Linked DNA regions of Homo sapiens: region 1 is linked to region 2. Evidence: chromatin loops called from intact Hi-C (ENCODE). Cell type or tissue: breast epithelium. All regions are shown on one strand. Each heading gives the region's core, and the rest is flanking DNA. Links, peaks and the distances in the headings are about the cores only.

What was found. Peaks named below come from ENCODE experiments on the same cell type or tissue, not always from the same donor. Only the 100,000 strongest peaks of a DNase experiment are listed, where the experiment ranks them.
Region 1: a loop joins it to region 2, with 8 times the contacts of the local background. A loop is called at or near these places in 2 of 110 quality-filtered maps.

The regions. Positions count from the first base shown.
Region 1 is chr1:10,169,739-10,186,169 of GRCh38, forward strand. UBE4B (ubiquitination factor E4B) reads left to right here. Exons shown (of 28, transcript NM_001105562.3): 25 at 1,400-1,591; 26 at 8,906-9,080; 27 at 9,678-9,824; 28 at 10,157-11,501. The coding sequence ends at 10,218. Among named protein-coding and RNA genes, the nearest start is that of KIF1B, 33 kb to the right of the region's middle. RefSeq lists enhancers at 806-855, 3,766-3,845. In breast epithelium, for the core only: no CTCF peak of the experiment used is centred there; no DNase peak of the experiment used is centred there.
Region 2 is chr1:10,047,500-10,063,930 of GRCh38, forward strand. All of the region lies in intron 1 of UBE4B (ubiquitination factor E4B), which reads left to right. It also overlaps the pseudogene RPL21P21 and the pseudogene PGAM1P11. Among named protein-coding and RNA genes, the nearest start is that of UBE4B, 23 kb to the left of the region's middle. RefSeq lists an enhancer at 11,700-12,630. In breast epithelium, for the core only: no CTCF peak of the experiment used is centred there; no DNase peak of the experiment used is centred there; H3K27ac peaks cover 2,348 bases.

The sequences.
Region 1 (16,431 bases), core at 3,937-11,936, 120 kb after region 2:
GCACGGTGGCTCATGCCTGTAATCCCAGCACTTTGAGAGGCCAAGAAGGGTGGATCACCTGAGGTCAGGAGTTCCAGACCAGCCTGGCCAACATGGCGAAACCCCGTCTCTACTAAAAATACAAAAATTAGCCAGGCGTGGTAGTGCATGCCTGTAATCCCAGCTACTTGGGAAGCTGTGGCAGGAGAATCACTTGAACCCAAAAGGCAGAGGTCGCAGTGAGCCGAGATCACGCCACTCCAACCTGGGTAACAGAGCAAGACTCTTCTCAAAAATAAATAAATAAATTTATTTTAAGGCCTGCTCATAGACCTGAGCCATCTGTACACTGTAGCCCTGTTCTTTTGGCCCCAGCCTGTGCCTGTGCCTGCTGTGATGTTTTCATTTCCTTTGCTACACTATTTACTATCTGGCCTTTGCAGACAAAGTGTAAAGGCATTTCATTTTGCAAACCTTTAAGGTTTGCATTTTCACCTTCTTTACTGACTAGCTCAGATCTCTCCTACTTCAAACAGAATGACCAACTCTGTCCTGTTATGACTCTTTTATTTCACAGCTTCTCAACAGTGAAATACAGGAGTACTCTGTGCAAAAGCAAATTCTTGAAAAGCTAAGTATATGTTGAATTTGTATAAATCCAGTTATTACATTTCATGAAAACCTTGTGACTTAAAGGAATGCTTTCGTGACTCCCTTTTATGGCCAGTGTTTAATGCTCTCTAAGCCACATCTTCCTGTTTCAGGTTTGCTTAAAACCATGTATGCCCAACCGTAGTGGGTACTGAGTCACCTTGTGAGATTACAGCATAGATTATTACTATTTTCCAGGTGTTTCATTTAAGTTTACTCTGTCTCATTGACTAGATTTAAAACTATTCAAGGCATAACTTTTATCTTCTTTCCTTGCATTACTTTGTTATTTGTATCTGATAAGTACATAAGAATGACACAGACTGAACTGCCAGGGGCTTTTAACATTTATGGGGAAAAAAGTTTATGAAATACTGGCTGGAAGAGCTGACTCAAAACTTTTTTTGCTCAGATAATGGTAAGATTTGTATAATTTTCTCTCTTTTACTTGTTTCTCAATGAATTTGGAGTGATACTTTTTTTAATTAAAAGCATAAATGTAAAGAAAAGTTTGGCTTCTTTTGGTATTTATAAATAAATATTTCATCAGCCTGCAACATTCCATTAAGTATTAGAATTATCAGATCAGAAATGGGGAGTAAAGTTGAAATATAATGTTGTCTTTCTTCAGCTTATGATACACAGCACCTGTAAGGATTCTTTGAAGATTAATCCAACCAATTCCTGTTCCTCCACTGAAATGGGAGTTTTTGGTCCTTTTCACTTGTCTCAACAGCATGAATTGTCCTATTATCCTGTGATTTCCTAGGAGCTTGGACCCCGATTGGCTGCAATGCTGAACTTTAATCTTCAGCAACTTTGTGGCCCCAAGTGCCGTGACCTGAAAGTTGAAAACCCTGAGAAATACGGCTTTGAACCAAAGAAGCTGTTGGACCAACTGACGGATATTTACTTACAGCTGGACTGTGCTCGGTTCGCGAAAGCCATTGCTGACGACCAGGTCAGTGAGTTGAGTTGGTCTCTCTGTGAGTTTACTGGCAGATTTGGAGATAATAACCACAGTGGCCAGGGAACTCGTCTGGTGTAAATGAAGATGAGTGGGTTGTTTTCCTTTGAGTGTGAAGAGCAGATTTGGGCTGGGCGCGGTGGCTCAGGCCTGTAATCCCAACATTCTGGGAGGCCAAGGCAGGGGGATTGCTTGAGGCCAGACTGCAGTGAGCCGTGATTGCACCACCACACTCCAGAATGGGTGAGAGAGTGAGATCCTGTCTCAAAAACACGGTGGCTCACGCCTGTAATCCCAACACTTTGGGAGGTCGAGGCGGGCAGATCAAGAGGTCAGGAGTTTGAGACCAGCCTGGCTAACATGGTGAAACCCCATCTCTACTAAAGATACAAAAAATTACCTCAGTGTGGTGGTGCATGCCTGTAATCACAGCTACTCGGGAGGCTGAGGCAGGAGAATCGCTTGAACCCAGGAGGCAGAGGTTTCAGTGAGCTGAGATTGTGCCACTGCACTCCAGCCTGGGCAACAGGGTGAGACTCTGTCTCAAAATAAATAAATAAGTAAGTAAGTAAGTAAAAAACAAAAGTAAAGAGCAGGTTTGGCGCTCTGAGCCCTCTCCAGTTGAGTTCTTACCCCATCTTTTTAAGGGCCTTCTTGACAAATCCATTACATTTCTGAAAAGAGCCCGGTTTCTCAAGGGATCAGAATCTTCTTTCCTAGTCTCCTGCTAGAGTGCTGTTATTTTTGGGGTTGTCCAGATTAAAAATCTTGTGTGGTTTTCTTTACATTCTTCCCTCTCCTTTATTCCGTGGGTCTCCTGTGAGCAGATCTGTCTGTGTGTGCTTCATTTCCACAGCCACCGATTTAGGCTAAGCTGTCCCTGCGTGATCTTCTAGTCATCCCATAAAGGGCTGGCCCCCTCCATGGTCCGTTCTGCCTCATTTTCAACGTCCTCACAGCTAATGTTTATTAACTGTACACCTCATTTCACCCACTTTTCGTATCTCCACCCATTTAGTCCTCACAAAATCCTTTGAGGTAGGTTCTGTAAAGTCTTTGTTTTAAAGTGAGGAAAGAGGCACAGAGAGGTTAAATAGCTTGCTCGAGGTCACAGAGTTAGTGTGGGACAGAGGCATGATCCATGTCCAGGCAGCCTGGCCTTGAACCCATATCCTCAGTCTCTCTGCTGTCCACTTAAAATGCCCACAAAGAACCATGCTTGTCTCTGTGTCTCTGTCTTTGTTCACACTACTTATCCAAATACTATTCATGGCTCAAGTTAATCATCAGTAGGCATTCTAGAAGGTTCTTTACCCATATCTCATCCAAAGGAGTAATATTACAATAGAAGCATTGTAGGTACTTTTTTTTAATGACAGCTTTATTGAGCTATAACTCACATATGTAGGTGCTTTCTGATGTAGCAGGGGAAGTGGTCTTAACAAAGGATTTGCAGTGAAAAAATACATAGTCATGTGCTGTTTCTGTCGATGCTGGACCACAAAGACCATGTGGCCCCATCATATTATAATACCGTATTTTCACTGTACCTTTTCTGTGTTTAGAATACTCACCATTGTGTTACAACTGCCGACAGGATTCAGTACAGTCCCACACTGTACAGTTTTGTAGCCTAGGAGCAATAGGCTATACCATAGAGCCTCGACGTGGTGTAGGCCACGCCATCTAGGTTTGTGTAAGTAAATTCTATGATGTTTACACAGCAACGAAATTGCCTAACAAGACATTTCTCAGAGCGACACATGACTGTGTGTCTAAAGCAGTTTTATCATACAAAGTAGTGGCTCGTAAGAGGGTTAGGAAATTTTAGTTACTTGTAGATGTTAAAATATATACTGCTGGCCGAGCGCGGTGGCTCATGCCTGTAATCCCAGCACTTTGGGAGGCCGAGGCGGGTGGATCACAAGGTCAGGAGATCACGACCATCCTGGCTAACACGGTGAAACCCCGTCTCTACTAAAAAAAATACAAAAAAATTAGCCGGGCGTGGTGGCGGGCGCCTGTAGTCCCAGCTACTCGGGAGGCTGAGGCAGGAGAATGGCGTGAACCCAGGAGGCAGAGCTTGCAGTGAGCGGAGATCGAGCCACTGCACTCCAGCCTGGGCGACAGAGCAAGACTGTCTCAAAAAAAAAAAAAAATTATATATATATATACACACACACACACAAACACTGCTTTACTAGCCCCCGACTATATAATACTGCACTGATTTAGAAACAGAAAGCAAGTCATAGCCTGCAGTGAGGGAAAGAAAAGGGAAGCACTTACCCATTGAGGTGGGGTCCACACCTGACTGTAGCTGGCGTCTCCAGCCCAGCCAGAGGTCGGTGTGGAAAGCCCCAGGGCTCTTCCATCGTTGCCGTAGAGAGACTTGGAAGAGCTGTTTAGTGTGCGCCCTCTCCAGGGTGGTTGTGCTGTGGCTGCCACATCACAGGCGCTTAACGTAACACACAGAAGGTTTCGGTGTGGGTGGGCACAGCACGCCCAGTGAGGTGATGCAAAGCAACTGGGTGACAAAGGAATGCTTTGAGCGGCCTTTGTTTGGTGACCAACCACACATTGCATTGCCTGGTCATGCCTTAGATTATGGTGGTGGCCTCTGGTGGCACCTGGCTTGGGTTGTAGACAGCAGTTTCTGGCACAGTGACACACGGGGCTCCTTGAATGTCTAAATAGTCCTGTTCTTCCAGAGTGGTGAAACAAACACACATGTGCCAGTGACACATGGAGAGAAAAGCATATTTTAAGAAGTGTTGGGGCTGGGCGCAGTGGCTGACACCTGTAATCCCAGCACTTTGGGAGGCCAAGGTGGGTGGATCATGAGGTCAGGAGTTCGAGACCAGCCTGGCCAAGATGATGAAACCCCATCTCTACTAAAAATACAAAAATTAGCCGGGCACAGTGGAAGGCGGCTGTAATTCCAGCTACTCGGAGGCTGAGGCAGGAGAATAGCTTGAACCCGGGAGGCAGAGGTTGCAGTGAGCTGAGATCGCACCGCTGCATTCCAGCCTGGGTGACAGAGCAAGACTCCATATCAAAAAAAAAAAAAAGAAGAAGTATTGGGCTGGGTGCGGTGGCTCACACCTGTAATCCCAGCACTTTGGGGAGCCGAGGCGGGCAGATCACCTGAGGTCAGGAGTTTGAGACCAGCCTGGCTAACATGGTGAAACCCTGTTTCTACTAAAAATACAAAAAATTAGCCGGGCATGGTGGTGTGCGCCTGTAATCCCAGCTACTCGGGAGGCTGAGGCAGGAGAATCGCTTGAACCTGGGAGGTGGAGGTTGCAGTGAGCCGAGATCGTGCCATTGCACTCCAGCTTGGGCAACAAGAGCGAAACTCCGTCTCAAAAAAAAAAAAAAAAAAAAGTGTTTTTGCTTCCTTTCACAGTGTGGTGTGTGTGCTGATTGTTGGGTATTTTCTATTTATATTGGCCATAAGCTGATTAGGGGCCTGCTTACTTGATTGTTTTAGAAGAGAGCTTTGGTGGGGCAGGGGGCGGTAAGTGCAGAAGGATGGATGGTTGGCAAGCACTGGGGAAGAGGTTGTAAAATTGCATTTTCTTCTTTGGAAGCAGCAGTATCTTAGTTTGCTTTGGTATGTCTTAGTTTGGTTTGGTATGTCTTGTTTTCCGGGAAAGACAAAGGAAGAGGAAAATGACAGCTTTGCAGGTAAAGAAACTGAGAGGCTTCTCTCCCTCTATACCAAGAGTAGGCTGAAGACCCATGTCCAGAAGGCTGACAGAAAGGTGCCTGGGTGAAGAGCCACTGAGCTTGATGCTCAGGAATCTGAGGGCAGAGCTCCATGCCAGAGAAGTGGGATACCACATTGGTCCTGGGAGCCAAGAGGACCAGGATAGGGAGATGTTAAAGTGGCCTAGACTGTGTCTTTATGGGCAGACGCCAGTTCCATGGACAGACTGCATATCTGTCGTCCATGAAGCATTGTCTGTTAACACCATTTTCCATTAAAAAAGAAAAAAAATTCAGCACCTACTTAGAAAATAAAAAAAAATAGCCGGGTGCAGTGGCTCACGCCTGTAATCCCAGCACTTTGGGAGGCCAAGGCGGGCGGATCACAAGGTCAGGAGATCGAGACCGTCCTGGCTAACACGGTGAAACCCCATCTCTACTAAAAATACAAAAAATTAGCCAGGCGTGGTGGCGGGCGCCCGTAGACCCAGCTACTCGGGAGGCTGAGGCAGGAGAATGGCGTGAACCTGGGAGGTGGAGCTTGCAGTGAGCCGAGATCGCGCCACTGCACTCCAGCCTGGGCGACAGAGCGAGACTCCGTCTCAAATAAATAAATAAATAAATAAATAAAAAAGAAAATAAAAAAAATAAAAATCCCATCAGTCACACTTCCCCCATGCAGTCAGTCTTTCCTAAGTAATTGCTCCCTCCTCTAACCTACCAGAATATGAGTCTGCGTCTCACAAATGTAATGCTTCATTTTCTTGTTATTTTTTTCTTCTTTAATGAGGTAAGATTAATATATAACGTAGAAGTAACCATTTAAAAGTGTACCATTTTGTGGCATGTAGTACAGTCACAGCGTTGCACAGCCACCACCTCTACCTAGTTCCACTACATGTATCACCCCAAAAGGAAAACCCTTAAAGCAGTCGCTGTCTAGACCCCCTTGCCCCAGCCCCTGGCAACCACAAATCTGCTGTCTCTCTTTTCCTATTTTTGGATTTACCTATTCACCTCTCCGGGATATTTCATATAAACGGACTTATACAGTGTGTAACCTTCTATGTCTGGCTTCCTTCACTTAGCATCATGTTTCAAGGTTCATTTGTGTTGTAGAATGTATCAGTATTTCATTCCTTTTTAAGGCTGAATAATATTTCATTGTATGGATATACCACCATTTGTTTATCCTCATCCATTGATAGACATTTGGGTTGTCTCCAGCCTTTGGCTCTTGCAAATAGTGCTGCTATGAACATTTGTGTAAAAGTATTTAAACACCTGTTTTCAGTTACTTTGGGTCTACACTTGGGAGTGGGATTGTTGGTCATGTGGTAATTCCATGTTTAACTTTTTGAGGGATGCCAGAATGTTTTCTACAGCTGCCGCCCATTTGACATTCCCACTGGCAATGTATAAGGTTTAAGTTTCCATTCTTTTTCATTTTTTTTCTTTGGTTTAGTTTATATTCTTTCCATCATGAAGTTTAAAAATTAAACATGTTAATTTGTTTTTGTTTCTTAAATACTCATCCTAGTGGGAGTGACGTGGTATTTCATTGCGGTTTTGATTTGTATTTCCCTAATGTCAAATACCATTGGACACCTTTTCATGTGCTTGCTGGCCATTTTTATATTTTCTTGGGAGCAATGTCTATTCATGTTCTTTGCCCATTTTTTAATTGGGTTGTTTGTGTTTTTGTTGTTGAGTTGGAAGAGTTCTTTTTTTCTTTTTCTTTTTTTTTTTTTTTTTTTGAGATGGAGTCTCCCTCTGTTGCCCAGGCTGGAGTGCAGTGGTGCGATCTCAGCCTACTGCAACCTCCACCTCCCAGATTCAAGCAATTCTCTTGCCTCAGCCTCCCAAATAGCTGGGACTACAGGCGTGCACCATCACGCCTGGCTAATTTTTTTTGTATTTTTAGTAGAGACGGGGTTTCACCATGTTAGCCAGGATGGTCTCGATCTCCTGACCTCATGATCTGCCTGCCTTGGCCTCCCAAAGTGCTGGGATTACAGGCGTGAGCCACCGCGCCCAACCAGAAGAGTTCTTTATGTATTCTGGATGCTAGGTCATATCAGATGATACATGTATCATTGGATATATGATTTGCAGATATTCTTGTGTTAGTCCATTGCATCACTATACAGAAATACCCAAGGCTAGGTACTTTATGAAGAAAAGAGGTTTAGGCCGAGCACAGTGGCTCACGCCTGTAATCCCACCACTTTGGGAGGCCAAGGTGGGCAGATCACTTGAGGTCAGGAGATCGAGACCAGCCTGGCCAACATGGCAAAACCCTGTCTCTACTAAAAATACAAAAAAATTAGCCAGCCGTGGTGGCGCACACCTGAAATCCCAGCTACTCAGGAGGTGGAGGCTTCAGTGAGCCGAGAGCGTGCCTCTGCACTCCAGCCTGGGTGACAAAGCGAGACTCCGTCTCAAAAATTAAAATTAAAATTAACTGGGCATAGTGGCATGCACCTGTAGTCCCAGCTACTTGGGTGGCTAAGGTGAGAGGATTGCTTGAGCCCAGGAGTTTGAGGCTGCAGTGAGCCATGATTGCACCACTGCACTCCAGCCTGAGTGACAGAATGAGACTCTGTCTCAAAATATATATATATATTTATAGTAAAACATATATGGCAAAAACACTGGCCACTTGTTTTGCGATGGTGATACAAATACAAATATATATCATCACTAAGCAAGTGGCCAGTGTTTTTGCCATATATGTTTTACTATAAATACAAACTACAGCATACTTTACTGTTTGGCATGGCAGTGATTTTTATGAATTAGGCACCTGTGAGGTAGATGTTACTCTGCCCATTTTACACTCAAAGAACCTGGGCTTAGGAGGGTTCAGATTTGCCTACGACTGCACAGCTGGTAGGTGGTAGAGCCAGAATTCAAGTTCAGATTTGTCTGGGTCCACGGTGGGCGCCTGACCTCCACTCCACAACTTCCCTTCCTGGGGACATAAATCGTGTCTGTTCCCAGGCCTATTCATCAGTTCACCAGGGTGGTCTAACGTCCATGGAGCCCCTGACATGTGCTAGTGCTGAACTAAATGAGCTTGAAGAAGCTTGAAAGTGAACAGGAGAAGGCTCCTCTAGAGTATGAACAATAGTGGATTGTTTTTACCATGCTTACCTTTGTGGAAGAGAGCTGAAATTTTCACCTCTTCTTTCTTATAGGCTGCCAGGGCACAGTGCCCCCCAAGGACTGAAATAGACTAGATTTCCTTCTCTTTTTAATGTTTAAACTTTAAAAGAAATGCGTGCTAGCTGTAAAAATTCAAAAAAAAAGCCCGTCTGCCTCAGTCCTGCAGCCCTCTCCAGAGGGAGTGACCTCGTACAGTTTGGCACATATTATTCCAGTCTTTATCCATTTGTAAGCATAAAAAGTGCATACTTTTATGAGGCTATAAATGCATAAAGACGGATATATAAAATATATAAGTGTATATATAATTTTAGGGCTTTTTTAGTGGGGGAAAATCCACAAATGGATAATACTTTGGATATTTTCTGCAGCTCGCTTTTTTCCACCTGACGTACATTTACGTCTCACATTGCCATTCCTCCTTTGCAGAGATCCTACAGTAAGGAATTGTTTGAAGAAGTTATTTCAAAGATGCGGAAGGCAGGGATCAAATCCACAATAGCAATAGAAAAATTTAAGCTGCTCGCCGAGAAAGTGGAGGAGATAGTGGCCAAGAACGCACGCGCAGAAATCGACTACAGCGACGCTCCTGATGAGTTCAGAGGCAAGTGGACTCGTCGTTTTCATGCTGATTTCTTTTGAGTTAACTGGAAATCGATAACATTACAAGAGGACGTCCTGTGCAATTAATTTTTTAATGGTGTGCTAGAGCTGCTTTTTGAGACAATCTGTCTTAAATTACATTTGCCTATTTTTAGCTCATATTGTAAATTGAGAGGAAGAAACATCCTTAGCTTAGCCTGACTTAAAGCCAGATAACAACCCTGAAGATTCTAAGGGCAGGGCTGCCTTTGCAAGTGGGGATTCACATTTTCAAAGAATTCCCAGAAGTCCTAAGACAAAGAATTCCAGCCTGCCGTCCTCGCCACGGAGCCTGTGGGGCCTGCTGCTGGGTCTGTCCCAGGCTTTCTTCTCTGTTCCCTCCCCCCAGCAGTAGCTGACAAAGAAGCGCCTTCCCCTTACAAAAGGCAATGTATATGCCTTTATTGAAGGCTGATTTCCTTCTAAACCTGGGGGCCTCACAGGGGCCCTTTGATTGCTGTTCCTTTGGATAGATTTTTCGCTGGTAGAACGGGCTTTGTTTTCTTTTTCAGTCGTGGGCTCTCAGTAGATTAGAGTTTGCTTTGCTTTGTCCCCGCAGACCCTCTGATGGACACCCTCATGACAGACCCCGTGCGGCTGCCCTCTGGCACCATCATGGACCGCTCCATCATCCTGCGGCACCTGCTCAACTCCCCCACGGACCCCTTCAACCGGCAGACGCTGACAGAGAGCATGCTGGAACCAGGTAGAGGAGGGTGCAGTTTGAGGTGCAGCGCTGGCGTCAGTACCAAGAGATAAAGCCCAAGTCACATATTGGAGATGAAGCAGAAGGGAAATTTATCAAATGCAGAAACTACCTACTTTATGACACTCTGTAGCAAAGACCCAAAACACTCTTGGCCCTTTTTCCCTGCAGACATCCAGTCCCTCCCTCTCATGTCCCAGTCCTTCTGGAGTCTTCGGCTCAATGAGGGAAAGAATGGCCTTTTCTTCCCATTTATACAGAGCGACAAGCATCCTCTCTCAGGAAGAGCCCTCCCATCTGGGGCATTAATCCTCCTTTTTTTCTTTTCTCAGTGCCAGAACTGAAAGAGCAGATTCAGGCGTGGATGAGAGAGAAACAGAACAGCGATCACTAAACCGTTCCGCCGCCCACCCTCTGCTAGACACAGCCAAGGCCAACGAGGCAAGCAGAAGCAGCGGCCGCAGCGAAGCTGCCGTTCATGTGTTGGAGGCCAAATGTGGCAAACCAACCCCAGGCCCACCCAGAGCGAGCAAACGCTGAGACCTGAAAGGACATGGATGAGAAGAGGAGCCCGCTTCCTGTACATATATTTAAGTGACAAACACGGTCAAAAGCTTAAGGGACAGGTTTTATGGTTGCTTGTGTAATAAAGCATGTCCTTCGTATGTCACAGTTTGGGGCAACGGAAGTCTTTTAGTGATGGCTAATGGGTCTGGGCAGCATCCCTTCATGAATTTTTTTTTAATCCAATATCCGTTGATTTGATTGTGATTAGAGAACCTTGGACATTTTGCTGCTAAAGAATCTTTTTTCCCCTCTCCCCCTTCCTGACCCTACTTGCACTGCTGTGGATTTTTTTAAGAGAAGCAAAAACAAAAGTAAACTCCTTTCCCTGGCCCTCCAAACATATATTCTGTGAGATAACTGTGCCTGCTACCAAGTGTTAATCCTGGGATCGTATTTTTATATCATATTCACATATTTGTTTTTTTAATTGGTGTTAGATGACATGATTAATAAAAAAGGCAAGATATTTTCAGAATTTGAATTTCAGTTTTTTTTTTCTTTTGAAATGTCCCTTTAAGATTTTTTTATTCTAAACAAAATAAAGAAAATCCTGCTGCTCTGGTCCTTGTGATAAGCCTCTCTTCGGCATCTGAGGAGCAGCTGCAGCAAAATCTAGGGGTGTAAGTGTATCAGGACTTATGTGACTTATATTTTGGGGAGATGAGGGTTGGGTTTTTTTTTTAATGCTACGTGACAGTTTGAAACCTTCACAGTTATCCTCTGGGGGTAAATCAATTCTTCAACCCTTGGGTGTGTGAGTTTGAGGCAGGGTCATTTGTGTGATGTGTTTGGCCTTACCAAAGCAAAAGAGGGTGCAAGAATGTGGGAGTATGTCTGCCGGTTTCAACACACACAGACAAACACAGCCACACGCGCACACAAGTATAAGACTTTTTGTATTACTGCTCCCTACTTAACATACTTGAATTCTCAAATTTCCTTTGGGGTAAAAAAAAAAAAAGGATTTGAAACCATAAAGTGTTCTGAAGAAATTAAGTCTATAAAAAGCATACTTTCTTTTTTCTTTTCCTTTTTTCCCTCCACAGACAATGTCCTCTGTTCAATTCCTAACGCAAACTACAATAAATGGTGACACACGTTCAGAAGAAATCTTCTTTGAGTCTCTTCTCTTTTGTGGAAAAAAAAAAAGGGCAGGGCGGGTGGGTAAACAAGAGCCAAGTGAGTTTGCATGTGGTGAATGATCTTTCCTGGATCCAATTAGGAGCTGCTATTTTTAAAAGAAAACTTTCTTATTCATGTCAGTCTCGACATTTGGTTCTCATTTCACTGTTTGCTGATTTGAGGGGGTAAGCTTTGTCATATTCAGTCTTCTGCCTTTCTTGAGTTTCTTCTGCTTTATCTCAAGTATCTTCCCTGACCTTCAAGATTCTTCCTCAGGCCGGGCCCGGTGGCTCACGCCTGTAATCCCAGCACTTTGGGAGGCTGAGGCGGATGGATCACCTGACGTCAGGAATTCGAGACCAGCCTGGCCAGCATGGTGAAACCCCATCTCTACTAAAAATACAAAAAATTAGCCGGGCGTAGTGGCAGCGCCTGTAGTCCCAGCTACTCGGGAGGCTGAGACAGGAGAATTGCTTGAACCTGGGAGGTGGAGGTTGCAGTGAGCCGAGATGACGTCATCACACTCCAGCCTGGGTGACAGCGAGACTCCGTCTCAAAAAAGAAAAAATATATATTTATATATATTTACATATATATTTATTTATATATATTTATATATATATATATAACATGGCCAGGTGCGGTGGCTCACGCCTGTAATCCCAGCACTTTGGGAGGCCAAGGCAGGTGTATCGTCTGAGGTCAGGAGTTCTAGACCAGCCTGGCCAACATGGTGAAACCCCATCTCAACTGAAAATACAAAAATTAGCTGGGCGTGGTGGTGGGTGCCTATAATCCCAGCTACTCGGGGGGCCGAGGCAGGAGAATTGCTTGAACCCAGGAGGTGGAGGTTGCAGTGAGCTGAGATCGCGCCATCGCACTCCAGCCTAGGGGACAAGAGTGAGACTTCGTCTCAAAAAATAGATAGATAGATAGACACAATAAATAAGGAAAAAGTTCATGATAGCAAAAATTTTAGGCAATATAAGCAAAAAGAAAAAAAATCCATATTCTCACCATGCAGAAGATTCTGTTTAATTGGGTTTACTTTTTACTAAACTTACATATCTAAGCTTAGTGCCTGTAGAATTAGGATACTGACTGGCATCTTGCCTAATTTTGTTTGTGTGGTTATCTGACCAGTGTGTACTGCTTGTCTCCTCTCCATCCCAGATTCCAAACTCTTATTTTAATCCTCCAGTTGTCCCCGTGAATGTAATAAAATGCTGCTTTATACCGCCATATGCACTTGTCGTTTTGAATAATTCAGAGGTTTCAAGGACCTGCCGGATAGGACAGAGACACAGTCAGTCTCCTGCCTGTACTATCTATAGGGGGAAGATGATTTGGGTTTCCATTTTTAGAGTCTCAAGAGTTGCTGTTTTGTGTTTGTCTGCAGTCTCTTAATTGTGGATATTGAAATAAATCCCAAAATATATTAAAAGTAGGTCTTGGCTAAAAGGAAGATTGTCAAATAAGAGAATCAGATTGGCAGAAGAGAAATGATCCTTGAGAGAAAGATGATTAAAATCTGCCTTGTGTTGTGACTCAGTGTTGTGTAGATTTTAAAAAGATATTGATTGAATATCTTTTGAAAAAAAAGCTGAGCACACCGTTCACTTTTTGTAACCTCTGGGTTTGGTACATCGAGTAGTGAATTTCACAGCAATTTGATTGGAGTGCTAAAGTGACATGAATAGGCCTCATTTGAGTAGGTACTTTTTTTTGTTTTTTGGTTTTTTTCAGACGGAGTCTCGCTCCGTCACCCAGGCTGGAGTGCAGTGGCGCAATTTTGGCTCATTGCAACCTCCACCTTCCAGGTTCAAGTGATTCTCCTGCCTTAGCCTCCCGAGTAGCTGGGACTAGAGCACATGCCACCATGTCCAGCTAATTTTTTTTTTTTTTTTTTTTTTTTTTTAGTAGAGATGGGGTTTCACCATGTTGGCCAGGCTGGTCTTGAACTCCAGACCTCAAGTGATCCACCTGCCTCAGCCTCCCGAAGTGCTGGGATTACAGGCATGAGCCACCACACCAGGCCTCAAGGTACGTTTTTGATTGAAGGAGACACAGTAGCCTATGAGCTTGATGCTGGTGTCAGATAGTGTTGGTGAAGAAAGTCATTCTGAATTGGTGATGATCATTTGCATTTCATGAGCATATTCTATGTGCAAGCCACTCTTACATGTATTAATTTTTTTTTTTTTTTTGAGACAGAGTCTCGCTCTGTCGCCCAGGCTGGAGTGCAGTGGCGCGATCTCGGCTCACTGCAAGCTCCGCCTCCCAAGTTCACGCCATTCTCCTGCCTCAGCCTCCCGAGTAGCTGGGACTACAGGTGTCCGCCACCATGCCCAGCTAATTTTTTGTATTTTTAGTAGAGACAGGGTTTCACCGTGTTAGCCAGGGTGGTCTCGATCTCCTGACCTCGTGATCCACCTGCCTTGGCCTCCCAAAGTGCTGGGATTACAGACAAGAGCCACCGCACCCGGCCACATATATTAATTAATTTAACCCTCCACAACCATAATGTAGTGGAACTGGCACATGAATCTAGGCCATCTGGCCTTTCCAGCCTCATCTCTTCCCGACTCCTGCTGTATGGCAGAGTTCCAGAATGCTAGAAGTTCAGAATAGCTCAGAATGCCCAAGGAGAAGCAGCATAGCATTTTGGAAGGGACTTTGGCCTTGAGATCAGCTCTAGACCTAACCCCCATTTTAAACAATTAGATAACTTCAATATCACAGCTTTCATTCGTTACTAGCCACTCACGTTGACCCCAGATGTATATCTCAAACCTCCACTTCTCTCCTGTACTGTACACACTGGCCATCTCAGATGACTAAAAGGTCCTCAGACTTAACATATCCCAACCTGAACTCTGTACATTTCACCCCACGCCCGCTCCTCTTAGTCTCCTCATCACAGTAAATGACAACTCCATCCTTCCAAGTCGCTCAGGCCACAAACCTTCGAGTCATCCTTGACTCCGCTGTTGTGCTCTCCTCCTATGTCCAATCTGTCCACAAATCTCTCTGCTCAGCTGGGTGCAGTGGCTCACGCCTGCAATCCTAGCACTTTGGGAGACCAAGGTGGGTGGATCACCTGAGGGCAGGAGTTCGAGACCAGCCTGGCCAACATGGTGAAACCCCGTCTCTACTAAAAATACAAAAATTAGCTGGGCATGGTGGCGGGCTTCTGTAATCCCAGCTGCTTGGGAGGCTGAGGCACAAGAATCACTTGAACCCGGGAGGCGGAGGTTGCAGTGAGCTGAGATCGGGCCACTGTACTCCAGCCTGGGCTACAAAGTGAGACTCTGTCTAAACAAACAAAAAAATCCCTCTGTTCTACCTACAAAATGTATCCCAGAACTCGACGACTACTCCCCAGGTCCCCTCCTGTCACTTTGGTTTGAGTTGCTGCTGCTGGCTCTCTCCTGGATTATTCCAACAGCATCACTGGTCCTCCTGCCTCTCCCCTTAACCTCCTTTCTCAGAAAAGCAGGTAGGATGATCTTGTTAAAACTTTGGCTGGGCGTGGTGGCTCACACCTGTAATCCCAGCACTTTGGGAGGCTGAGGTGGGCGGATCACCTGAGGTCAAGAGTTTGAGACCAGCCTGGCCAACATGGTGAAACCCCGTCTCTATTAAAAATACAAAAATCAGCTGGATGTGGTGGTGTACGCCTATAATCCCAGCTACTCAGAAGGCTGAGGCAAGAGAATCGCTTGAACCCAGGAGGCGGAGATTGCAGTGAGCCAAGATTGTGCCACTGTACTCCAGCCTGGGTGACAGAGTGACACTCTGTCTCAAAAAAAAAAAAAAAAAAAACCAAAAAAAAAACAACTATAGCTAGGCGTGGTGGCATGCACCTGTGGACCCAGCTACTCAGGGGCTTTGGCAGGAGGATTGCTTGAGTCCAGGAAGTTGAGGCTGCAGTGAGCCGAGATTACACCACTGTACTCCAACCTGGGTGACAAAGTGGGGACCCTATCTCAAGAAAAAGATGCTGGGTGCGGTGACTCACGCCTGTAATCCCAACACTTTGGGAGGCCGAGATGGGCAGATCACGTGAGGTCAGGAGTTCGAGACCAGCCTGGTCAACATGGTGAAACCCAGTCTCTACTAAAAATACAAAATTAGCCAAGCATGGTGATGCGTGCCTGTACAAGTCCCAGCTACTTGGGAGGCTGAGGCAGAATTGCTTGAACCTGGGAGGCAGAGGTTGCAGTGACCCGAGATTGTGTGCCATTGAACTTCAGCGTGGGCAAAAAAAGAGCAAAAATTGCGTCTCAAAAAAAAAAAAAAGAAAAAAGAAAGAAAGGGGCTGGAAAAAAAACCCTAAAGCCAGGTGTGGTGTTGCACGCCTGTAGTCCCAGCACTTCCAGAGATCGAGGTGGGAGGATCGCCTGAGCCCAGAAATTCAAGGCTGCTGGAGCAGAAGCTCCAGCAAATGCAAGGGGCTATGATCTAGCCACCACACTCCAGCCTGGGTGACAGACTGAGACTCCATCTCAAAAAAAAAAAAAAAAGAAAGAAAGAAATCCTTACAATAACCTGGAAGGCAAAACGCTCACCTCGCATTCTCTCTGATCTCATCTCCTACAACACTCCCCTTACTCCAAAAACTCAGCCATTCTGGCCTCATTGCTCTCCACCCCTGCTAGGGCACTAGACTACTTCCTCTATGAAGAATCCTCTTCCCACAGATATACATATGGGTCAGTCACTCCCTTATTTGCTTTAGATCTTTACTCAAATATCACCTTGGTGAGTCCTTCCCTGTCCACCCTATTTAAAAATGTAATTTATTCACCTAACCTTGGTATCCCTTGCTATTCCCTTTCTTTGCATTTTCTCCTTGGCATTTATCACTATCTAACATGCTATATCTATTATGTACTTTACAGTCCACTTCCCCCCA
Region 2 (16,431 bases), core at 5,190-13,189:
TTTTTTTTTTTTGAGATGGAGTCTCACTCTTTGCCCAGGCTGGAGTGTAGTGGCGTGATCTCGGCTCACCGCAAGCTCCGCCTCCCAGGTTCACGCCATTCTCCTGCCTCAGCCTCCCGAGTAGCTGGGACTGCAGGTGCCCGCCACCACACCTGGCTAATTTTTTCTATTTTTAGTAGAGATGGGGTTTCACCACGTTAGCTAGGATGGTCTCGATCTCCTGACCTCATGACCCACCCGCCTCGGCCTCCCAGAGTGCTGGGATTACAGGCTTGAGCCACCGCCCTTGGCCCATATGTCATTACTTACATCTCCTTGGCTAGAGCTTAGTCTCCTGGCCACACTCAAATGCAAACATGGTTGAATGCATTTTATTTATTTTACTTTTTTAGAGACAAGGTATTTTTTGTCACCCAGGCTAGAGTACAGTGCAGCCTCTAACTCCTGGGTTCAAGTGATCCTTCTGCCTTAGTCTCCTGAGTAACTGGGAGGTGTGTGCCACTGTGCCCAGCTAATTTTTAAATTTTTATTAGAGACGAGGGTCTCCCTGTGTTGCCTAGGCTGGTCTTGAACTCCTGACTTCAAACAATCCTCCTTCCTTGGCTTCCCAAGGCCCTGGGATTATAAGCATGAGCCACTGCATCCGTCCTGAATGCGTTTTGGGAGGCAACTAGCTTTTCTACCACAGGGATACCAGGAATTTTGGCTTAAGCAGCTCAAAAAATGGAATTGTCATTTACTGAGATGGGGAAAATTGAAAGAGAAGATTGGGAGGGAGACGTTATCATCTGGTTTGAACATATTATGAATATGCTGCCTGTTCTTTGTCCATATGGAGATGTGAAATAGGTTGTATAGGAGTTTGCAGTTCTTGGGGGAGGTTGGGGTTAGGGATACTAATCTGGAAGTTGTCATTGTATTTAAAATCATGAGAATGGACAGATTTTACCTAGAGAGTGAGCATAAATGCGGAAGACAAGAGGACTGAGCCTCCATCCATTCCAGCAATTAAAGGTTGGGAGATCAGGAGGACTCAGAAAAGGAGACTGATAAGGAACAGCCACTGAGGTTGGAGGACAGTCTAGAGAGCATGGAATCTGGTGTCCAGGGGAAGAAAGTATTTCATGATGTGGGGGAATGCTCAACTGTGTCTAATGTTGATAAAATTAGAGGAGGACCAAGACGTGACTATGGGATTTGGCGACATGGAGGCCCTTGGTTACCTTGACAAGACTGATTTCATTGCTGACTGGAGCAAGTTCAAGAGAGAATGGGAGGAGAGGGGAGGGAGCTCAGGAGTGAGGCGTAGGCTCCAGGGGTGCACTGGGAAGCCATCTGTAGTTGGCAGAAGCCATGGGTTTTAGAGGTGACAGGAAAATGTGGTGAGCTTATCTTTTTCTGTTTTAACTTTTCCCATTCTCTGCTATAATCACTACTTTCTTTATTCATTCAACACTCTGTTTCTCTCTCTTTCCCCAAGGGAGGAAGTAAAGAGGTAGAGATATATTTGTATATCATTCCTAGCATGAGGTTTTGGGCCTGAAGAGTTCCAAATAATAAATTTTGAGACATAATATGGGGAACATTGGATCATATTATAGTTTTTAGAGCTTAAAAAAATAGTTGAGTGGCAAATATTTCAGAGTAGGAGACTTGAATATTATTTAATTTGTTTGCTTAATTTCAACAAATATTTTTGGGCTTTGTGCCAGGTACTGAGGGCTGACTATGTGGAGATGCTGCTCGAATATGACGAAGACCTGGTCTTTACCTTCAGTGACCTCAGGCTGCAGCTGGGGACACAGGAACGCAACCAGCTAGACTTCAAGTGCTAAATAGACATTTCAGTAAAGGGGGTACGGTTGATGGGGCAGTTAATTCTGATGGGGAATGTAGGGAGGGGACTGGGAAGATTTGAATTAGTCTTTAAAGATGACTAGGATTTTGACAATTAGAACACTGTAGCCAGACGCAATGATGCATGCCTGCAATCCCTGCTACTTGGGAGGCCAAGGCAGGAGGATCACTTGAGCCCAGGAGTTTGAGGGCAGCCTGGGCAATATCATAAGACCTTTTCTCTAAAAAAAAAAAAAATTTTTTTAAATTAGGAAACAATGTTGGCTGGGCATAGTGTCTCATGCCTGTAACCCCAGCAATTTGGGAGGCCAAGGTGGGCAGATCACTTGAGTCCAGGAGTTTGAGACCAACTTGGACAACATAGGGAGACCCCATATGTCCAAAATGGCTGGGTGTGGTGGCATGCACCTGTGGTCCCAGCTACTCGGGAGGCTGAGATGGGAGAATCACTTGAGCCCGGCAGGTCCAGGGTGCAGTGAGCCATGATCCATGTCACTGCCCTCTAGTCTGGGCGAGAGAGCAAAAGACCCTGTCTCAAAAAAAAAAAAAAAAAGTTAGAAAAATAAGTCTGTGGTGAAGAGAAATGTTTCATTTACTTCTTACTCTGGGCAAATTCTGTTACATTCATTCTTTTGAAATTGATGATAGAAATATGAGAACATTGGAGAAAAACTGAAGATGGCAAATATGGGATATTGGTAGCTGCTTGCTGATCTGAAAGGCTGGTTTTTTTTGAGACAGAGTCTTGCTCTTGTCACCCAGGCTGGAGTGCAGTGGCGCTCTTGGCTCACTGCAACCTCCACTTCTGGGGTTCAAGCAATTCTCCTGCCTCAGCCTCCCGAGTAGCTGGGATTACAGGCATGCACCACCACACTTGGCTAATTTTCGTATGTTTAGTAGAGACCAGGTTTTGCCATGTTGGTCAGGCTGGTCTTGAACTCCTGACCTCAGGTGATCCGCCTGCCTTGGCCTCCCAAAGTGTTGGGATTACAGGTGTGAGCCAGTGTGCCTGGCCTGATCTGAAAGGTTTTGAGATATATCAGGCATAGCCAAATGTGTGACCCCAAGCTCTCCAAAACCACTAAGGGTCTGCAGCAGCTGAAGGAGTAGGTGATAGGGAGAAGTTGGAGGAACGGGAAAGGGGTTTCATTAAAATCACTTCTCTCCTAACATTAACCACACTGCATTGAATTATTTATTCACTTGGTGTAGCTCCTACTGGGATATGAACTCCTGGCTATTCTTGTTTACTGCTTTTTATCCAAGTTCTGGCACAGGGCTTGGCACAGAGTGGCTCAGAACAAATACTTGTTCAATGCATGAATGAATGCAGTGATACAACATGTCTTTTCAGGACTCCTATTCTTTTTTTTTTTTTTTTTATAGAGGTGGAGTTTCACTATGTTGCCATGTTGCCCAGGCTGGTTTCCAACTCCTGGCCTCAAGCCATCTTCCCTCCTCGGCCTCCCAAAGTGTTGAGATTATAGGCGTGAGCCACCACAACCGGCCTGCCTCCCAATTCTAGTATTGCAATAGTTTATTTGTTTGCTGCATTAAGTTGTGTTAATTAGGTTAAGGTAGGCACTTGATGAAAAAAGCCTCATTATCAGAGTTCTAATTCAGAGTCAGACATACTTGCAGGCTTTTTTGGTTGTTTGCTTTTTGTTTTGAGACAGGACTTGCTCTATGGCCCAGGCTGGAGTGCAGTGGCATTATCATAGCTCACTGCAGCCTCAAACTCCTGGGCTCAGATGATTTTCCCGCCTCAGCCTCCTGAATAGCTGGGACTACAGGCATGCCACTGTTCCTGGCTCTTACCTGGATTTTATTTGGAGCAACAAATTGGATGATTCTGGGGAAAGTACTTAATCTTTCTGAGCCTCAGTTTCCTCACTTATAAAATGGGGGTATGGAATACCATCTCGTAGCACTGTTCTTCAGATTAATTGGAGTGATGTGAAGTGTGCATGGTGTAGTGACCTGGCCGAGTGGATTCTTGGGACAAGTTAGTTCTCAAAGTAAGATTGAATTGTGTATAATTGGAGTTTTAGTTGGTGTCCATATAACATCTAACAAATCTTTTGCATATAATAATGCCAACAGCATAAATAGTGGTATCTTACTAGTTAAGGTAGCAAATAGACCGTGGCTTATGTGAAAGGTTGGGTTGGAATCCTCTCCCCCGACCCATTAGTTCCAAAAATCTCTTCTCACCCAGGGGCCATCTTTTGTATTGAGCCACACTGCTACCACTTTTTCTAAAACGTGGAGTGATTGGTGGCCTGAATGTACTAAGAGGGTGAAGGTGGAGTGTAGAGCTTTGAAAGGGAAAGAAGAGTGTGCAGAAAGGGGACTCGAGGAGTCCCAGGAGAAATGTTCTGCATATCAGGACTAAAGAATACAGCCTGAGGTGACACACTTTACTCCCATCAGATGACTTATTTTTGTCTTCTGAAAGAATTGTACCCCTCCCAGCAGGGGGAGAAAATCTCTGAATTGGATGTCATTGTATTAACTACTCAACAGCTGCTAAATCTTTGGCATCTTGTCCAGTTCTTTGGCAGCAGTGTCAAGACTGGGAAAAGAGGTATCTTTTGGGTCCTAGATTGAGAAGTGACTTTACCTTTCTAATTAAACATGACACATTCAATGCATATTGCTTCTTTGTTCCCTGTCAGTGCTTGGTATAAATTCTAGATGTCTAATAGTGTCATTTTTTTTTTTTTTTGAGACGGGGTCTTGCTCTGTCACCCAGGCTGGAGTGTAGTGGTGCCATCTTGGCTCACTGCAACCTCCGCCTCCTGGGTTCAAGCAATCCTTCCACCTCAGCCTCCCGAGTAGCTGGGACTATAGGTGCATGCCACCATACCTGGCTGATTTTTTAATTTTTTTTTTTGTAGAGACAGGGTCTCACTATGTTGCCCAGGCTGGTCTTGAACTCCTGGGCTCAAATGATCCTCCGGCCTTAGCCTCCCAAAATGCTGGGATTATAGGCATGAGCCACTGGGCCTGGTCAGTGGTGATTTAATTAGTTAGATTTTCTGACTAGATGAGGTAGCACACTGCTTTAATGGACGTTTTTGGGAATTGAACTTCTAAGATGTCCGGGTAGATCATATTGAGCACCCATCGTGCCAGGCACTCCTCAGGAATCATGTCTGTGATCATGGTCTTTTGTTAGACCTGTGTCTATACTTGTCACCAGGGCCAGCTTCACAGGCATGTGACTGCAGGCAGAGGTGCCCCACGCTTGGTTTAATGCTCTGCTGTTGCTGTCTTGAAATTCTTAATACATTTGAACAAGGTAGCCTGCATATTCATTTGTCATGGGGCCCTGAACATTCTGTAGCTGGTCTTGGTTGTCATTGACTTTTTCTGTGTGGGTGGATATATGCCTGGGTAGATGTCGTAGTTCATTTGGACTATTATAACAAAATGCCATAAAGTGGGTGGCTTGTACACAGCAGCAATTTGTTATTCACCGTTCTGCATTCTGGAGGCTGAGAAGTTCCAAGATCAAGGTGCTAAGAGATTTAGTTTCTTGAGAGCCAACTTCTTGGTTCATAGATACCTGTTTTCTCACTGTGTCCTCACTTGGAGGAAGGAGCAAAGGAGCCCCCTGGGCTTTCTTTTATAAGGGCATTAATCCGCAGGTCATCAGGGGTTCCGCCCTCAGGACCTCATCACATCCCAAAGGCCCCATCTCCTAATTTCATCAGCGACCCTCCCACCTCAGCCTCCCGAGTAACTGGGACCACAGGTGTTTACAACCGTGCATGGCTTTTATTTATTTATTTATTTATTTATTTTGAGTCGGAGTCTCTCTCTGTTGCCCAGGCTGGAGTGCAGTGGCGCGATCTCGGCTCGCTGCAAGCTCCACCTCCCAGGTTCACGCCATTCTCCTGCCTCAGCCTCCCAAGTAGCTGGGACTACAGGCATGCACCACCATGCCCGGCTAATTTTTTTGTATTTTTAGTAGAGACGGGGTTTCACTGTGGTAGCCAGGGTAGTCTCGATCTCCTGACCTCGTGATCCACCCGCCTCAGCCTCCCAAAGTCCTGGGATTACAGGCGTGAGCCACTGCGCCTGGCCTATTTATTTTTTATTTAATTTTTTTGAGATGGAATTTTGCTCGTCGCCCAGGCTGGAGTGCAGTGGCACAATCAAGTTCTGGGGTATATGGGCTGGATGTGTAAGTTTGTTACATAGGTAAGCGTGTACCGTGGTGGTTTGCTGCACCTATCAACCCATCACTTAGTAACTGAGTCCAGCATGCATTAGCTATTTTTCTTAATGCTCTCCCTACCCGCTGCATGGCTGATTTTGAAAACTTTTTTTTTTTGAGACAAGGTCTTGCTATGTCACCCAGGCTAGAGTGCAGGAGTGCAGTGGCGTGATCACGGCTCACTTGCAGCCTCGACCTTTCGGGCTCAAGTGATCCTCCCACCTCAGCCTTCTAAGTATCTGTGACCACAGGTGTTGCCACCATGCCTGGCTAATTCTTTTATTATTTGTAGACAAGGCCTCGCTATGTTGCCCAGGCTGGTCTTGAATTCCTGGGTTCAAGTGATCCTCCTGCCTTGGCCTCCCAAAGTGCTGGGATTACAGGTGTGAACCACCATGTCCATCTGATATTGAATCTTTAGATAACTCATTTTCCTTCATCAAATCTTTTTTTGTTGTTGGGGTAGTAATTAGAAATATTAGATTTTTTTTAAAAAAAAAGACAGGATTTTTGACACATAAACATTTATTTCCATATTCTTTTTTTAATTTTTATTTTTGTAAGCTATTTTATTTCTTCCATGATGATTTAGAGGGACTATCTTCAAACCAATACAAATATTTTGTAAGTAATATCTGGCTGTTTTCTAACCAATTGAGTAATTTGTTGCACAGTAAGCCACCTCACATCTTTCAGCAAGAAATACATTAAATTTGAATAGTAAAGACATGGCATAATGAATTAGGACACAATTAAAATTTGCTTTAAATAGTTCTTTGGGCGAGGGGACACCACACTTCTACTCAATGAAGAGAAACATTTTGACAGTTCAGAGGTCTTTTATTTTTTTCACACCTCTTATGCCATGAATTCATAGGTAATAGGTTCCAGCAGCTCAGGCTTCTTCCCATTGGTTCTCACACAGTGTGCTTCTCTGGTACCTTTCTCTTTGGCTTTCTTCTTTTTCTGATCATTTTCCTTCATGAGTTTTAGGAAATGATGCTGGCCTTTAGAGCGCTTAATGTGCTCAATATGCATATTAATTCTCTTGGCAAGACTGTTGCCATTGTTCATTTACTACAATGCCAGCAGCATGCTGGGTAACATTGTAGACTCTTCCAGTCTAGCCATGGTAACACTTGCGGGGCATTTTTTTTGGAACAGTACCCATTCCCTTGGTGTCTGTAATATTATCTTTCTCCTTTTTTTTTTTTTTTTTTTGAGATGGAGTTTTGCTCTTGTTGCCCAGGCTGGAGTGCAGTGGTGTAATCTTGGCTCACTGCAAGCTCCACCTCCCGGGTTCAAGCGATTCTCCTGCCTCAGCCTCCCGAGTAGCTGGGATTACAGGCATGCACCACCATGCCCAGCTAATTTTTGTATTTTTAATAGAGATGGGGTTTCTCCATGTTGGTCAGGCTGGGCTTGAACTCCGGACCTCAGGGGATCCACCTGCCTCGGCCTCCCAAAGTGCTGAGATTACAGGTGTGAGCCACCGCACCCGGCGTGTTTTTACTTTGAACAGATGTCCTTGTGCCAAAAGGTTTGGTGATTTCTAGTTTAGGGAAACATGAATAAAGCATCTTTTGGCTTGAAATGTTATGATTAGAATGGGTTGTGAGTGGGAGAATTTTAATGAATGCCAATTGGAACAAATGCTTGTGAAAATGTCTCGTAGGCCACCTTTTCATCATTTTTTCTTTTCTTTTCTTTTCTTTTCTTTCCTTCTTTTTCTTTTCTTTCCTTTCTTTATTCTGAGACAAGATCTCACTGTTTCCCAGGCTGGAGTGCACTGGCAGCATCATAGCTCACTGTAGCCTTGAACTCCTGGGCTCCGGTGATCCTCCTGTCTTAGCCTCCTGAGTAGCTAGGACTACAGGCGTGTGCTGCCACACCCAGCTAATTTAAAAAATTTTTTTTGTAGCGATGGGGTCTCGTTATGTTGCCCAAGCTGGTTTCCAACTCCTGGCTTCAAGCCTTCCTCCACCACACCCAGCCAACATGGGGCAAAAGTTACCAGAATCAGTTTTATGGAATAGTGTTAGAAGTAGTGAATGCTGGCCAGGCGCAGTGGCTCATGCCTGTAATCCCAGCACTTTGGGAGGCCAAGGTGGGCAGATCACTTGAGATGAGGAGTTTGAGACCAGCCTGGTCAACATGGTGAAACCCTGTCTTTACTAAAAATACAAAAATTAGCTGGGTGTGGTAGCACGTGCCCGTAGTCCCAGCTACTTGGGAGGCTGAGGCAGGAGAATCACTTGAAGCTGGGGATGGAGGTTGCAGTGAGCTGAGATTGCATCACTGCATTCCAGCCTGGATGACAGAGTAAGACTCTGTCTCAAAAAAACAAAACAAAACAAAACAAAACCAGAAGTAGAAGTAGTAGATGCTTAGTCATCTACGTTAATCTTGTCTGTTGAACCAAGTAGGATCAAAGATGAGAATGGAGACCATACCATCCACTTCTATCCCCTGGGATGTTTTTGGTTATAAAGGGCATAAAGTTTCTGCAGCAGGAAACCTTCTTTAAATAACAGAATGCAGTTAAAATTATTCTACACTCAGCATGTTTCTCTGCCATGTAATGTTTGGCAGTTTTAGGCTCTTGATCTTTTTGGTTTCTCTTGCTCCTAATTTCACAATTAGATGACACGTGAGATGCTTTTTAGTGCTTTTGTACACACTCGTATTATTTAGATAAAGCAGAACCCTACACAAAGGGGAAACTGAGCCTAAGAGGAAGATTAAAAGAGCAAAGGGATGGAGAAAACTGCTAGGCTGAAATTATTTTTTTAAAAAAGACTATTTACTGTGTGTCAAGTAAACACTTTTCATTTGTTCAGCAAATATTTACCGAGTGCTCTCTGGGAGTTAGGTACTGTCATAGTTGCTGGGAATACAGCGGTGAATAAACTAGACCAAATCCCTGCTCTCTTGGAGCTTGTATTGTACTGGGTGGGGATAAACTATAAGCTGATAAATACATACTAATTCTAGTTGTTTGTTATATTACCTTTATTTCTGATGACTATTTTATAAGATAAGAAATATTTTGTCACTTTCTTATAAATGGGGAAATCGAGGCTCAGAGAGATAACCCAGCTGGAAACAGGTGCAGCTGGGATCCTGGCCAGCGCTAGCTACGCGATTGCTCATTGTGTAGAGGGCTTGAGAAGATGGGGCCTGGGGTAGCACTTCACTCACCCATTGCACATGGTCTGGTCTCTGTTTCACTTTCAGGTGGACTGCTTCATTCATTTATTCATGAGACAAGGCCTCACTCTGCCACCCAGGCTGGAGTGCAGTGGCACATTCATGGCTCACTGCAGCCTCAGCCTCCCCAGCCCACCTCAGCCTCCTGAGTAGCTGGGACTACAGGCATGTGCCACCACACCTGGCTCATTTTTGTATTTTTTTTTTTCTGTAGAGATGGGGTTTTGCCACACTGATCTTGAATTCCTGGGCTCTGGTGATTGGCCCGCCTCAGCCTTCCAAAATGCTGGGATTACAGGTGTGAGCCACCACACCTGGCCCCTTATTATTCTAATTTGAAGTAATAATATTAATATTTTAAGTATTATGGGTGACTTAAGAAAACACTTTAATTAGGCAGTTTTATGCCTTTGGTCCTTAGTTCTCACCAGCTGGCAGAATGGGGTTAGGCGTGTTTAACGTTCTTCATGTTATCAATTAGATGCAAAAAACACAATTAACAATTTTTGTTACAGTTTATAAAATTCCTTGTATTTTAAAAAAGATATAATTACTGCCTGGCTTTGGAGAATTAAAGGGTCGCAACCTTTTTTTTCTCCCTGAGAAAATACCATTTACAGTCTTTTCTCTTTTTTTTTTTTTTTTTTGAGACAGAGTGTCTGTTGCCCAGGCTGGAGTGCAGTGGCGTGATCATGACTCACTGCAGCCCCAAACTACTGCACTCAAGCGCTTCTCCTGCCTGAGCCTCCTGAGTAGGCACACACCACCATGCCAGGCTAATTTTTTGATTTTTTTTTAGAGATGGAGTCTTGCTGTGTTCCCCAGGCTGGTTTCTAACTGCTGAGCTCAAGCAGTCCTCCCCAGGGAGGTTGAGGCTGCAGTGAGTTGAAATCGTGTTACTGTACTCCAACCTGGCTGACAGAACAAGACCCTGTCTCACAGAAAAAAAAAAAAAAGAAAGAAAAAAGAAAAATGTATTTTGCTAGTAATTGCTAGAAGTTGGCCTTTGTAAGTATTTTGTGCTTTATTTTTGAGATATTTACTCACCTGGGAAAGTTCTCAAGGAGGAGGAAGGTGACTTGCCTTGCCTGCATTCCGGTGGCAGGGAAGCAAGCATGGGAGGCAGTGGAGGGTATGTAGGTAAAGAGAGGAGAAGGAACAGCTGGACTGTCGGATGTGGGGTGACCTTCTCAGGTCATGTCCACACAAGGACTCTTGTGAGAGTAAAAGGGTCTCTGTTACAATTAAAGTGGGAGTGCCAGGAGTACCCTGGGCTGAGGCCAGGAGCCGACATGGATGATCCCCTTCTAGAGGTGACGTGTTTGAGCTGTAGCGGAGTGCTTGGGTAAAAGCACTAGATACTTTAGGGTTTTGATTTGGGAGTAAGTCCTGGACATAGTCATGATATTCTTTGGAGAAGAAATGTGGTTAATCAATCAAGCTTTTTGTAACTGTTGAGTAAACATTTTTTGAGTTGGATAAGTAACCTGGAAAGTGAAGCAGAAAATGATTGGAAAAATGAGATTGCAGGGTGACCGTGCCATTCTACCCCCGTCTGTTTCCACTCTGTCATATTCATCCTGTAACATTTCTCTATTGCTTGGAAGCCTTGGTACTTTACTTGTTAGTGCAGACTTAGGGAAGCTGGCCTCACTGAGCTGTTAGGTTTATATGTGTTAAAACTTGTGCTGGAGAAAGTGCACAGGAGCCAGGCAGTGAGGCATGGGGTGCTGGGTGGTGGGCCAGGGGCACTAGAAGCTGGGCATGGGGTACAGAGCTGGGGGAGTGGTGTGCACTGGGAGCCAGGCAGTGGGGACTCTGGAATCACAGTGACCACAGTCAGTGCTGCATCCTGAGCCCACCAGCTGCCGCCTGCAGGTGGGCAAGGGTGCCTGGCACCTGGAGAAGCACTTCAGCGGCTGGTGTGACACTGACCTGAGCCTTCTGGGAGGCACTGAGAAATGCTGGCTGTGATTTTGACATCTGTGTCACCTCAGGGCGGAAGACAGCAATGCCGACCCCCTGGACAGTATTGGATGCCACTGACCAGATGTGGCTCCCAGTAGTGATGACTTGGTGCACCTCCTGGAGTGGCACTATAAGGGTCTGACTGGCCTCAACAAAGCAGAAGCTGTTGTCAAGAACCATGAGGGCCAGATAAAGATCTGCATGCCGGCTGGGCGCGGTAGCTTGTGCCTGTAATCCCAGCACTTTGGGAGGCCGGGGCGGGCGGATCACGGATCACCTGGCCAACATGGTGAAACCCCCTCTCTACTAAAATGCAAAAAGTTAGCCAGGTGTGGCGGTGGGCGCCTGTAGTCCCAGCTACTTGGGAGGCTGAGGCAGGAGAATGGCGTGAACATGGGAGGTGGAGCTTGTGGTGAGCCAAGATTGCGCCATTGCATTCCAGCCCTGGGGGACAGAGCGAGACTCCGTCTTAAAAACAACAGCAACAACAAAAAGATCTTGATGCCTCTGATGGAGCTGAACATTTATTATACAGCAACAGCAGCAAGGATTGCTGGTGGGCAGACTACACTGTAGGGCACCTGCTCTTCTGTAAGAGTCTGAAGGACACTATTGTCAGAGCTCTGCCCTTTTGGAATGAAGAAATAATTCCCCAGATCCAGGAGGGGAAACAGGTGTTGGTTGAGGCTCCTGGCAGCAGCTTTTCTGGCACAGTCGAGCCTTGGGAGGCTCTCCCGGAAGGGGCCATCATGGAGCTGAGCCTGCCCACTGGTATTCCCATTGTCTATGAATTGAACAGGAGGAGCTTGAAGCCCATTGAGCTCATGCAGTTCCCAGGAGACGAAGAGGCTGTGCATAAAGCCATGGAAGCGTGGCTGCTTAGGGCAAGGCCGAGGCGTGAAGGGCGGCAGCCGATCCCTATCCTGACAACACCCTCCCAGTCTGCCCCATTCCTCTATGCCTCTCACCTCCACGTGTCACAGTGACCACAGCTGTAGGCATCCGAAGTTGTTGAGCGTATCTGGAGGCTCCCATTTTAATTTTAGGCATTTTTTTTTCCACTCCTTTCACACAATCAGAATGGCACCTCTGGGGCATAGGTCTTCAGCCCAAGCCAAGGGAAGGCTTCTTCTACCCAGGAGAGCTGAGGGGTGGCAACTCTGGGGTCTTTGCTAGTGCTTTGTTTACTTGTTTACTAAGACCCTGCTTGAGTAGGGGATGTGGAGGAACCATGCTAAGGCATGACCAATGAGGAGAAGCAAGAGAGCCTGTTTGTATTCCTGGGAGCCAGTCCTGTTCTATTCAGTCGTCAGGTCCCTGTGTGTGTGTGGAGGGGGTTGGGAAAGGTTGGGGGTAGATGAATGTAACCTACATGGTGATTTAAAACAAGCAACTACAGTCATGCATCACTTAATGACAGGGATACGTTCTGAGAAACGCATCATTATGTGAACACTATAGGGTATAGTTACACAAACTTAGATGGCATAGCCTATTCCACACGTAGGCTCTATAGTATAACTCCTTGGATACTTACGGTATGGCCTAGGTATTGCTCCTGGGCTACAAACCTGTACTGCATGTAACTATACTGAATCCTGTGGGCAGTTGTACAATAACAGTGAGTTTTTGTGTATCTAAACATAGAAAAGGAACAGTAAAAATATGGTATTATAATCTTACCGGACCACCAGTAAGATCTGGTGATCTGACATTGACTGAAATGTCGTTATGCAGCCCATGACTGTATTTCCTCTCTGACTTCCCCAGGAGAGCTGGTTCCAGAAGGTTCGGATGAGTCCTGAATGTTTATGTATGGCATTTTCCTTTACCAAAACAAAACAAAAGAAAATAAAAACCTTTCTGGGGTTCTAGTAGCCATTGAAGTACTCCTAAGTGTGGTCATCAGAAAATAAGCCATTCTTTAACACCTTGACTTCTAACGGTAGAGGTTCATTTTGCTGTGTATTTTAGAATCCCTAGTGAGCTAGTGAGATTCTGGACAATTTTTTTTTTTTTGGAGCCAGTCTCACTCTGTTGCCTAGGCTAGAGTGCAGTGGTGCAATTGTAGCTCACTAGGCTCAAGTGATCCTCCTGCCTCAGCCTCCTGAGTAGTTACGACTACAGGCACGTGCCACCATGCCCAGCTAATTTTTAAAATTTTTTTGTAGAGAAGTCATCTTACTATGCTGCTCAGGCCGGTCTTGAGCTCCTGGCCTCAAATGATCCTCCCACCTTGGCTTCCCAAAATGCTAGGATTACAGGTGTAAGCCACCGCAAGAGTTTGTTTCCACCTTCTGTTTTCTGTTTTTTTTTTTATCTCAAAAGACAACAAGATATAAATGAGATGCATTAATGCAGCATACTGCAAACCTACGGCATACTTACTTGTAGAATTTGTAGTACTGGAATCCACCCTTTAATAACGAGGTGTAAAAGGGAGCTATCAGAAGAGAGGAACAGACAACTGGCCACATTTCTGTAATTGTGCAAAACAAGTTTGTTTGTTTTTTTGTGAGACAGAGTCCCTGTCACCCAGGCTGGAGTGCAAGTGGCATGATTTTGGCCCACTACAACCTCCGTTTCCTGGGTTTAAGCAATTCTCCTGCCTCAGCCTACCAAGTAGCTGGGATTACAGGCATGCACCACCACGCCCAGCTAATCTTTTATATTTTTTATTAGAGACGGGGTTTCACCATCTTGACCAGACTAGTCTGGAACTCCTGGCCTCAGGTAATCCGCCTGCTTCCCAAAGTGCTGGTATTACAGGGGTGAGCCACCGCACTTGGCCCTGAGCAAGTTTTTATGGAGGATTGAGTGAAGGGCATTGCCTGGGAGAGTCATCTTTTAAGATTTTTTGGGGTAAGGGATCTCCTTGAAAATCTTGAGGGAATTGAAGGTCCTCCTGGCCTTCATGGGTCCCAGGATTTGGACCCCTGCCCCAGGTATTCTCAACTCTACCCAGAAATCAAGCCGCACCAGCAAAGCTGATGCTTGGATCTCTTCATTTGGGCTACTCTCAAACTTTTTCCTTTGAATCTTGTTTTGCCATTAAGCATCTGCTGATGTTGAGGAGTGTTGTCAGTTACTTACTGTGTTGCTATACGTGTGTAGTGTGTGCTGATCTCACTCCTGGCTTTATCTTCTTTTTTCTTTTTTTTTTTTTTTTGAGACGAGGTCTCGCTCTGTTGCCAGGCTGGAGTGCAGTGGCGCGATCTTGGCTCACTGCAACCTCCGCCTCCTGGGTTAAAGCTTTTCTTCTGCCTCAGCTTCCTGAGTATCTGGGATTACAGGCGGGCACCACCACACCCAGCTAATTTTTGTATTTTTAGTAGAGACGGTGTTTCACCATGTTGGCCAGGATGGTCTCGATTTCTTGACCTCGTGATCCACCCACCTCGGCCTCCCAAAGTGTTGGGATTACAGGCCTGAGCCACCACACCCGGCCCTATTTTTTCTACCATCATTTTGCTTGTGTCCTAATTTCCTTATCTCTTTGAATTAAACTTGTTAATTTAATTAAGTTAAATTAAAAATACATTCGATGTGTGTTTTTTTGTTTGTTTCTTTTGAGGTGGAGTCTCGCTCTGTCGCCCAGGCTGGAGTGCCATGGCACGATCCTGGCTCACTGCAACCTTCACCTCCTGGGTTTAAGGGATTTTTCTTCCTCAGCCTCCCGAGTAGCTGGGATTATAGGCATGAGCCACCATACCCAGCTAATTTTTGTATTTTTAGTAGAGACGAGGTTTTGCCATTTTGGCGAGGCTGGTCTCGAACTCCTGACCTCAGGAGGTCTGCCCACCTTGGCTCCCAAAGTGTTGGGGCTGCAGGCGTAAGCCGCTGTACCGGCCGCCTTAATGCATTTTTTGTTAATCACTTTAAATCTTTCCTAGAACAAGAAAATAATGATAGTGAGGCCAGGTGCGGTGGCTCACGCCTGTAATCCCAGCATTTTGGGTGAGTGAGGCAAGTGGATCACCTGAGGTCAGGAGTTCAAGACCAGCCTGACCAACATGGCCAAACCCCATCTTTACTAAAAATACAAAATTAGCCGGGTGTGGTGGCACATGCCTGTAATCCCAGCGACTCGGGAGGCTGAGGCAGGAGAATGGCTTGTACCTGGGAGGCGGAGGTTGCAGTGATCCGAGATTGCACCATTGCACTCCAGCCTGGGAAACAAGAGTGAAACTCCGTCTCAAAAAAAAAAAAAAAGAAAAAGAAAATAGTGATGGCGAATAAAACAGATGTTGGGGCTGGGCATACTTTGGGAGGCCAAGGCAGGGGGATCACCTGAGGTCAGGAATTCGAAACCAGCCTGGCCAACATGGTGAAACCCCGTCTCTAATAAAAATACAAAAATTAGCTGGGTGTGGTGGCGCATGCCTGTAGTCCCAGCCACTGGGGAGGCTGAGGCAGGAGGATCGCTTGAACCCAGGAGGCAGAGGTTGCAGTGAGCTGAAACCGTGCCTCTGCACTCCCGCCTGGGTGATAGAGAGTGAGACCCTATCTCAAAAAAACAAAAACAAAACAGATGTCGGCAACCTGTAGGACATTTTTGGTTGGGTATTCTTCCAGGTACCTCACACTCAGTAATCTAATCATAACCCATCTTCTTAAAATCTCCTTCTGTATTTTCAATTTTAGGGTATTTTACCATTCATTTAGGTATCCAGGCCTGAAATCTAGATTATTCTTCTTCCTCACTTTTTACTTCCAAATAACAGCCAAGTTCTGTTGGGAACACAGATCAAGTATCTCCAGAGCTGTCCCTTTCCTATGCCCATTGCGCAGGCTTGCTTGTGGCCTGCCTCCATTCGTTCTCCACACAGTAGCTAGAGTGATTTGTTTTAAAAGGTACATCTGGGCCGGGTGAGGTGGCTAATGCCTGTAATTCCAACACTTTGGGAGGCCAAGTCAGGCGGATCACTTGAGGTCGTCAGGAGTTTGAGACCAGCCTGGCCAACATGGTGAAACCCCGTCTCTACTAAAAATACAAAAATTAGCTGGGTGTGGTGGCGGGTGCCTGTAATCCCAGCCACTCAGGAGGCTGAGGCAGGAGAATCGCTTGAACCAGGGAGGCAGAGGTTGCAATGAGCCGAGACCATGCCATTGCACTTCAGCCTGGGCAACAAAAATGAAACTGTCTCAATGAAAAAAAAAAAAAAGAAAAG